Regions from separate parts of the Homo sapiens genome. Here region 1 is linked to region 2. Evidence: chromatin contacts called from ENCODE Hi-C data. All regions are on one chromosome and are shown on one strand. The core of a region is the stretch at or near the end of the contact, and the rest is flanking DNA. Distances in the headings are between cores, read along the strand shown.

Region 1 (3,332 bases), core at 30-2,529, 53 kb after region 2:
GTTCAGAGTGACCTTGTCTAATTTAGTGTCCTATGAGATTATTTATGTTCCATAGGAAAAAAATATGGCCCTGCTGTTAGGCCAGTTCCTAGCAACACCGAGGACAGGCCAGTTAGTTAGCGCCTAGCCAGGTCTCTATGTTAAGGCCTGCCGTTCTCTTTTTTACCTGTGATCTGTGTCTCTGTTAATTGGAATGGGAGCCTTAAATGGGCCAGGCAAGGAGTTTATCTTAACTCTACCCCTTACTGACTGTGTGATCTCGTGCACATTTTTAACTGTCTTCAAGACAGTTTGCTCTTTCATGAAATGGAATAATGCTTACCCCCCATAGAGCTGTTGTGAAAATTAAATGAAAAAACAAAACATAAAAAGCCTGGCACATAGTAATTTCTCAATAAGTCACTGCAATTTTTATTATTTGCCTGAATATTTGGCATGACACTCAATGTGTAAGTGCCCAGTTGAAATAGTTTCCTTATCTTTTCTTTGAAGGTGAGAAGGCTAAGTTCCTTTTATATACAAAAATGTGTTCTGTCGAACACTATCACTGCAAGGCCATTTACTAAAAATGTTTATGGGATGGAATCTTTTTCAGCACTTGCTGTCACCTCAGCGGGCCCCAGAGAGGCTTATTCAGCTGGCAGAGGGCAATCTGAATACACTCGTGACCGAAATGAACGAGCTGCTGACCAGGGTAAGGTGGCAAAATTATGAATCTTCTGAAAGCAGATAGATTATGTCAATGAAGGAAAATTACTTCAAAGTTCTGAAATGCAAATCACCTTCTTCCTAATTCCCAATTTGGTATATAAAATAGATGTATTCTGACTTGCTAATTCTGCTTCAAATCAAATCATAGAAATCAGTAGCACGCAGAAAAATTGGGGATACCTGGAAATTGTCAATGGCTAAAAAGTCCAGAATGACAGTGTATTTTGAGAACTTTATTCAGTAGCCTCCGTGGTAAAGTTTGTATCTGTTCTGATTTCCAAAAGCACTATCTTTGATTGTGTAAAGAGAAAGAAAAACAAATGAAAATGCTTGTGGTCTCTTTCATCTCATCGTGGGATTTTTGCATTAGTATAGAAATACAGTGTAAATCAGTCTTTCCACACAAAAGAGGAAATCTTCTCTATTGTGAGACTCCAAAGTGCTTAAGACACTTTTTAAAGTCAGAATGTAAAGTCCATGTTGCATTTATCAGGCTTTTTAAAGAATTGGAAATTTTAAATTTTCAAAACTGCGATGGTATTAAAAACTTTTTGCAGTTAGAGAATGAAGAAAACAACATAAAGCCCGCCATCTTGTGGCCAGAAATATGCATGAAGCTAGAAACGGGGCTGCAAAGTACGGATTTAATTTGATTATCTAAGAGCTTTAAATGATAAAGAGTATTGGAGCTAGAAGGTTCCTGGGGATTATCGAGTCCACTTTGTATTTTAAAGAAGAGCTGCCTCGGGCCATGACAGTGAAACGAATTAACAATGGCCATACAATTTGCTAAACTCAGGGACTTAAGCTGGACCCAGTCTCAAGATTCCCACTGGCCCAGTACTTTTTCTACATAGCCTGCTGTCGGTTTAGGAAAATATCCACAGGAAAATCAAATAGGCTTCTGAGCACATAATGCTAAACAACGGCCCTGATGTTACAATAGCATACTAAACACTTTTTCAGAATCTCATAGCAACAATATAGAATGTACAGATACAACACGGAGTTTCTTGCCAAATGTATGTAGACATTAGATTAAATTGAGTGCATTTATCTCATATTAATTTAATATGAAATAATTCATATTTGTTATAAATAAGAATTTTCTAACAGGTCATGGTAGAATAAATCAATTTAACAAGCACACATAAATGTTCATAACATACAAAGCCTAAGTTACGTGTTGGCAGATGAAAAATATGAATGAGGCTCAATCTGTCTTCAAAGAACTTTGAGATGTGTGTGTGTGTGTGTGTGTGTGTGTGTGTGTACATCAGCATTTAAGTGTATGGAGGACCATATTAGACAACTGCATGCAGGTATATAATAAAACATGAAATAAAATAAAGTCGGAAGAAATTCTGGAGAAATATTTAATAATAGAATAATTTCATCTGCTTAGGGGTAATTAGAAAAAATTTCATGTAATAAATGGCATTTCATTCATTCATTCACTTAACTAATACTTTTTGGGAGTCTCTCATGTTCTAGGAATTATGACACTGGGGATAGAAGTGTGAGCAAAACTGCGCAGTCCTTGCCCTCATTGGCTTAGTATAGTCTAATGATCTGACGTTAGAGACACAAAAAGTATTTCTTTTTTTTTTTTTTTTTGAGACAGAGTCTTGCTCTGTCGCCGAGGCTGGAGTGCAGTGGTGCGATCTTGGCTCACTGCAACCTCCGCCTCCCGGGTTCAAGTGATTTTCCTGCCTCAGCCTCCCAAGTAGCTGGGATTACAGGTGTGTGCCACCACACCTGGCTAATTTTTTTTGTATTTTTAGTAGAGACGGGTTTCACCATGTTCGTCAGGCTGGTCTTGAACTCCTGACCTTGTGATTCGCCTGCCTTGGCCTCCCAAAATGCTGGGATTACAGGCATGAGCCACCGCACCTGGCCACAAGAAGTATTTCATTAAGAGTGTCAGATCTTTATTATGTCTCAACCTATACTCTTTACCCTTTCCAGCAGATTGTCTCATGCTATGTTTTTTAAACAGACTTTATTTTTTAGAACAGCTTAAAGTTCAAAGAAAAATTGAGTGTAAAGTTCAGAGTGTTCTCATATCTACTCCCTGCCCCCACAACCTTCCCCACCAGAATGGTACATTTATTATAGTCGATAAACCTAAGTTGACACCTCCTCATCACCCAAAGTCCATAGTTTACATTAGGGTTCCCTCTTGGTATTGTACATTCTATGGGTTTGGAAAAATGCATTATGACATGTGTCCACCGTTGTTGTAAAATATAGAAAAGTTTTACTGCCCGAAAACTCCTCTATGCTTCACCTATTCATACCTCCCTCTTCCTTGACCCCTGGCAACCACTCATATTTTTACTACATCCATAGTTTTGCCTTTTTTGGAATATATAGCTGGAATCATACAGTGTGGTACTTTTTCATATTAGCTTCTTTCCCTTGGTAATATACACTTAAGGTTTCTCCATATTTTTTCATGACTTTATAGCTCATTTCTTTGTAGTGTTGAATAATATTTCATTGTTTAGACATATCACTGTTTACTTATTCATTCCCCTACTGAAGGACATCTTGGTTGCTTCCAAATTTTGGCAGCATGAATCAAGTTGCTGTAAACATCTTTGTGCAGACTTTTGTGT
Region 2 (3,353 bases), core at 817-3,316:
GGTGCAAAGATACCAATCAATGGTTTTGCATTCAGTTTTGTCATAGTGATTTCTCTTCTTGTTAACAGAAAGAATGGAAATATTATGGGGATGATCCTCGAGTCCATAGAACTGTGACCCGAGAAGACTTCTTGGATATACTATATGATATTCATTACATTCTTATCAAAGCTACTTATGGAAATTTCATGCGACAAAGCAGGTAAACTCTAATAGAAAATATTCAAGCTCTTATTTTAGAGTCTGTAAGGAAGGTTATTGACCTACAGATATCAGATAAGAAAGATTGGAAAGTGATTGGTTTTGCAGTATAATGATAGAAGATAAACCATGGAGGCTTCCCTGTGACCTGGAAGAAGCTACTACCATTCATCAGAAAAGAAAAATAGCATGAGAAACACGTTAAAGGGAAAAAAAAATATGGAATTCACTGCAGACATAGTGAGTTTAAGATGCCAGTCATAAATTCAAGAGATCATATACTGTAGATCAGGTAAAATTAACTGTTGTGGTATAAATGGATTATAAAAGTGCTGAGAAAGTGACCTCTTCACCCATCAGGGGAACCAGGCAGGGCCAAGTTGGTCCAGTCTCCTCCAACTGTGAGCATTCTAATCTGTTCACCCCAGTGTGCCATACAATGTTGTCATTTTCCCTATGCATCATGTTGAGAAATGATTCTGAATCACTTTGAAAAAAATCACACAGAACAGCAAGAATGAATGCAATGTTGTCGAACCTACATGATGGGAATACTTCAAGGGAGTATTCCGTGTTTTCTTATGACCAAAATTGGCCAACTGAAATGAGGCTTGTTGGGTCTGACACTTAGGACCACACTGGTAACATTCATGATACCGGTCTCAGTGTCCTGGGGCAGAATTAATCTCAAGCTTTTAAAGAAAGAATGTGACACATGAGCCCAATATTATGAGTGTAAACTATTATTTTCCATGAATATAATTGTAAAAAGAAGGAATAACATATTGTCAAAAGTAAAAAGATGATTGTTTAATTTGAAAGAGTATGTTTACAGAACATGGGAATGGATTAGTAATGAGGAAAATATTGAAATATAAAATAAAGAGAGAATAACTAATAGAGGAACCAGGAGACTTCCACATCATGGACCCTCATGGTCATATTCTTTGAGTAGACGGTTCACCTTATCCAATGGGATAAAATGAGAAATCATACAGATTTAGGTAAGTTTCATACCATGGAGGCAGAAAGTTGAACTGAGTTCATATAGGAGACCTCAATTTCTCTTTCATGTCAGTCTCTGTTACATTCTATGAGAATATAGAATCGATATATGTTTGTAAATAGTCTTATATAATAAATTATTAGACCTGCCTAGGAAAGCAAAACAGAAAAATTATGAAGTCTCTCAATGGCCAACTAATGAATATAAAAATACTATTTTTCAAATGTTTATACTGGAATAAGCACACAAGACAGCAGAAAACCTTTTATTTCATGCAGAAGATCCATAATGCTTTTCTGATTGATGTAGAGACTTTTAGTAAAAGAGTAAATTAAGGACCAAAATTCACTTTTATATATGTATTCCTTGGGTTTCCTTTTGATATTTCTCACTATAACAGGAGATTATTTTTATATGAAATAATAAAAAAAATATACTTAAAAAACGCTGTTATCTATACTGTTAATTATTTTAGAATATCACATGTAAATTAGGTGGCAGAAGCCATAGCAGATTTGCATGTCTTAGAAAATAGCAGGTAATTTCGTGAGTTTGCAAATAGATTATTTTGCAAATGGTTCTGTACTGCAGTAAAAGAGTTTGGTAGTAAACAGAACATCTTGTTAGTGGAACTGATAGAAACAATATTGTCATTCATCTTTAATTATACTTTCTTTGCTTCTCTCACACCAATTTCACCTTCCTACACTGTGACACTTTGTCTTTTTTTTTTTTCCCGCCCTATGTCTTTTTCTTTTGTCACACTGTTTTACATACCTCACCAAATGAGATCTTTTGGTTTAAGTGACCGTTTTTTTGAAACTTTAGAATACATTTTTCCTAATCTCAGTAAAAACTGGGGTCATAGTCTCACAATGCTAAGAACAAATAAAGCTGTCATCAGCATTTGATTTTGTAAGGCAGTGGAATTGTGGCAAAGGTTTTTAAAAGGTTTGAATAGTCCCCCTAAAGTAATTAAAATAACCTTGTATCTTTATTTATTCAATTATAAATTTAAATCTCAAAAGCAGAGAGTTTAAGAGTTTATATTCTGTTTGAGGTTTGAACTTTGTACATTGTATCAGTGCTGGCATTATCTTTTTTCTTTGCTTTTGTTTCCTTTTATAAAGTTTAATTTAAGGAAATAGCAACTTTTGCATTTCAGTAGTTATTTAAATGGAAGCTGGAGTTTGGCCAAATCCCTGATGCAATCAAAGCCATTGCTCTCTAATCCCCTGAAAAAAAAAATGGTGTATTGCAGAAATATTTGTTGTTGCTGCCATTCAAGCTTCACTTGATTTGTAAACACTTGCGGGTCTGTTATGTGCATTCATGTGCAAGAGAAAGGAGAATGAAGCCAGTAGCTCCTCGGGCTATAAAATTCCATGGAGATGCCAATGCAAAGTTACCTTCTTACTCCCACAGAGAGCCCAGAGAACATAAGGGAGAAGTTTTTCTTGCAGAAGGGGAGTGGTTTGCTTACAGCTCACCACCACTGTGTGTACTTACAGGGAGCAGAGAGTGAAACCTGAATTTTAATTGAATGTGTGTTTCATCAAGACCAATCTTCAGAGTGCAGATTACAATGCTAGCAAAGAACATGCATTCATAATTCAGTTTCAATAAAACCTACCTATGCTTGTTATAAAGTTTATGACTCAAACTCCTTAAACTCCTGGAGGTAACTTTTATTTGAAGCAAAACTATTCATTGTCACATTTTAAAGTTTATTTCCCAAACATGTTTGTGTTACCAGTTAGTCCATCATAAAATAGTCCCAGTTTATGGACTACATTTATTTTTTAATGAAAAGGGTATTAATATGTTATTTTCAATTATGATTTTCTTTTCAATTATAATGACTATTTCACCATCAGAAAAGGTGAGTTAAGTTACTTGAAGGAATTATTTAATAAAGTTAAGAAAATATTATTTTGAAACATTATCCTCAGAAAGAAATCAATATTATTAGATTATGCGTGATCATTATTTTCTAGGTGGTTTTCTAAAGTTCCTGAAAGGTCATTCAGAGCATTGGGAAGAAGAAATTTGGGATAGTAGTAAATTCAAAGCAATTTCACCAGTGCCTGTACGAAATAATTGAATGGGGAATGACCTTGGGTTGTCTGTTTGCAAGAATATAAAT

What was found. A loop is a pair of places that touch in the nucleus more often than their neighbours do. Pooled maps may share reads with other maps.
Region 1: a loop to region 2 is called in a map of PC-3, with 6 times the contacts of the local background. The contact joins two enhancer-like sites. A Hi-C loop is called at or near these places in 1 of 168 maps with a recorded cell type or tissue (PC-3) and 1 of 50 pooled maps.

The regions. Positions count from the first base shown.
Region 1 is chr6:129,369,297-129,372,628 of GRCh38, forward strand. It overlaps LAMA2 (laminin subunit alpha 2), which reads left to right. Exons shown (of 65, transcript NM_000426.4): 34 at 596-694. Among named protein-coding and RNA genes, the nearest start is that of ARHGAP18, 340 kb to the right of the region's middle. RefSeq lists an enhancer at 1,195-1,704. Within about 2 kb of position 1,280, at least 4 of the 41 ENCODE cell types and tissues checked have a DNase peak (open chromatin) inside an H3K27ac peak, as active enhancers do.
Region 2 is chr6:129,315,970-129,319,322 of GRCh38, forward strand. It overlaps LAMA2 (laminin subunit alpha 2), which reads left to right. Exons shown (of 65, transcript NM_000426.4): 27 at 69-202. Among named protein-coding and RNA genes, the nearest start is that of ARHGAP18, 390 kb to the right of the region's middle. Within about 2 kb of position 2,067, at least 4 of the 41 ENCODE cell types and tissues checked have a DNase peak (open chromatin) inside an H3K27ac peak, as active enhancers do.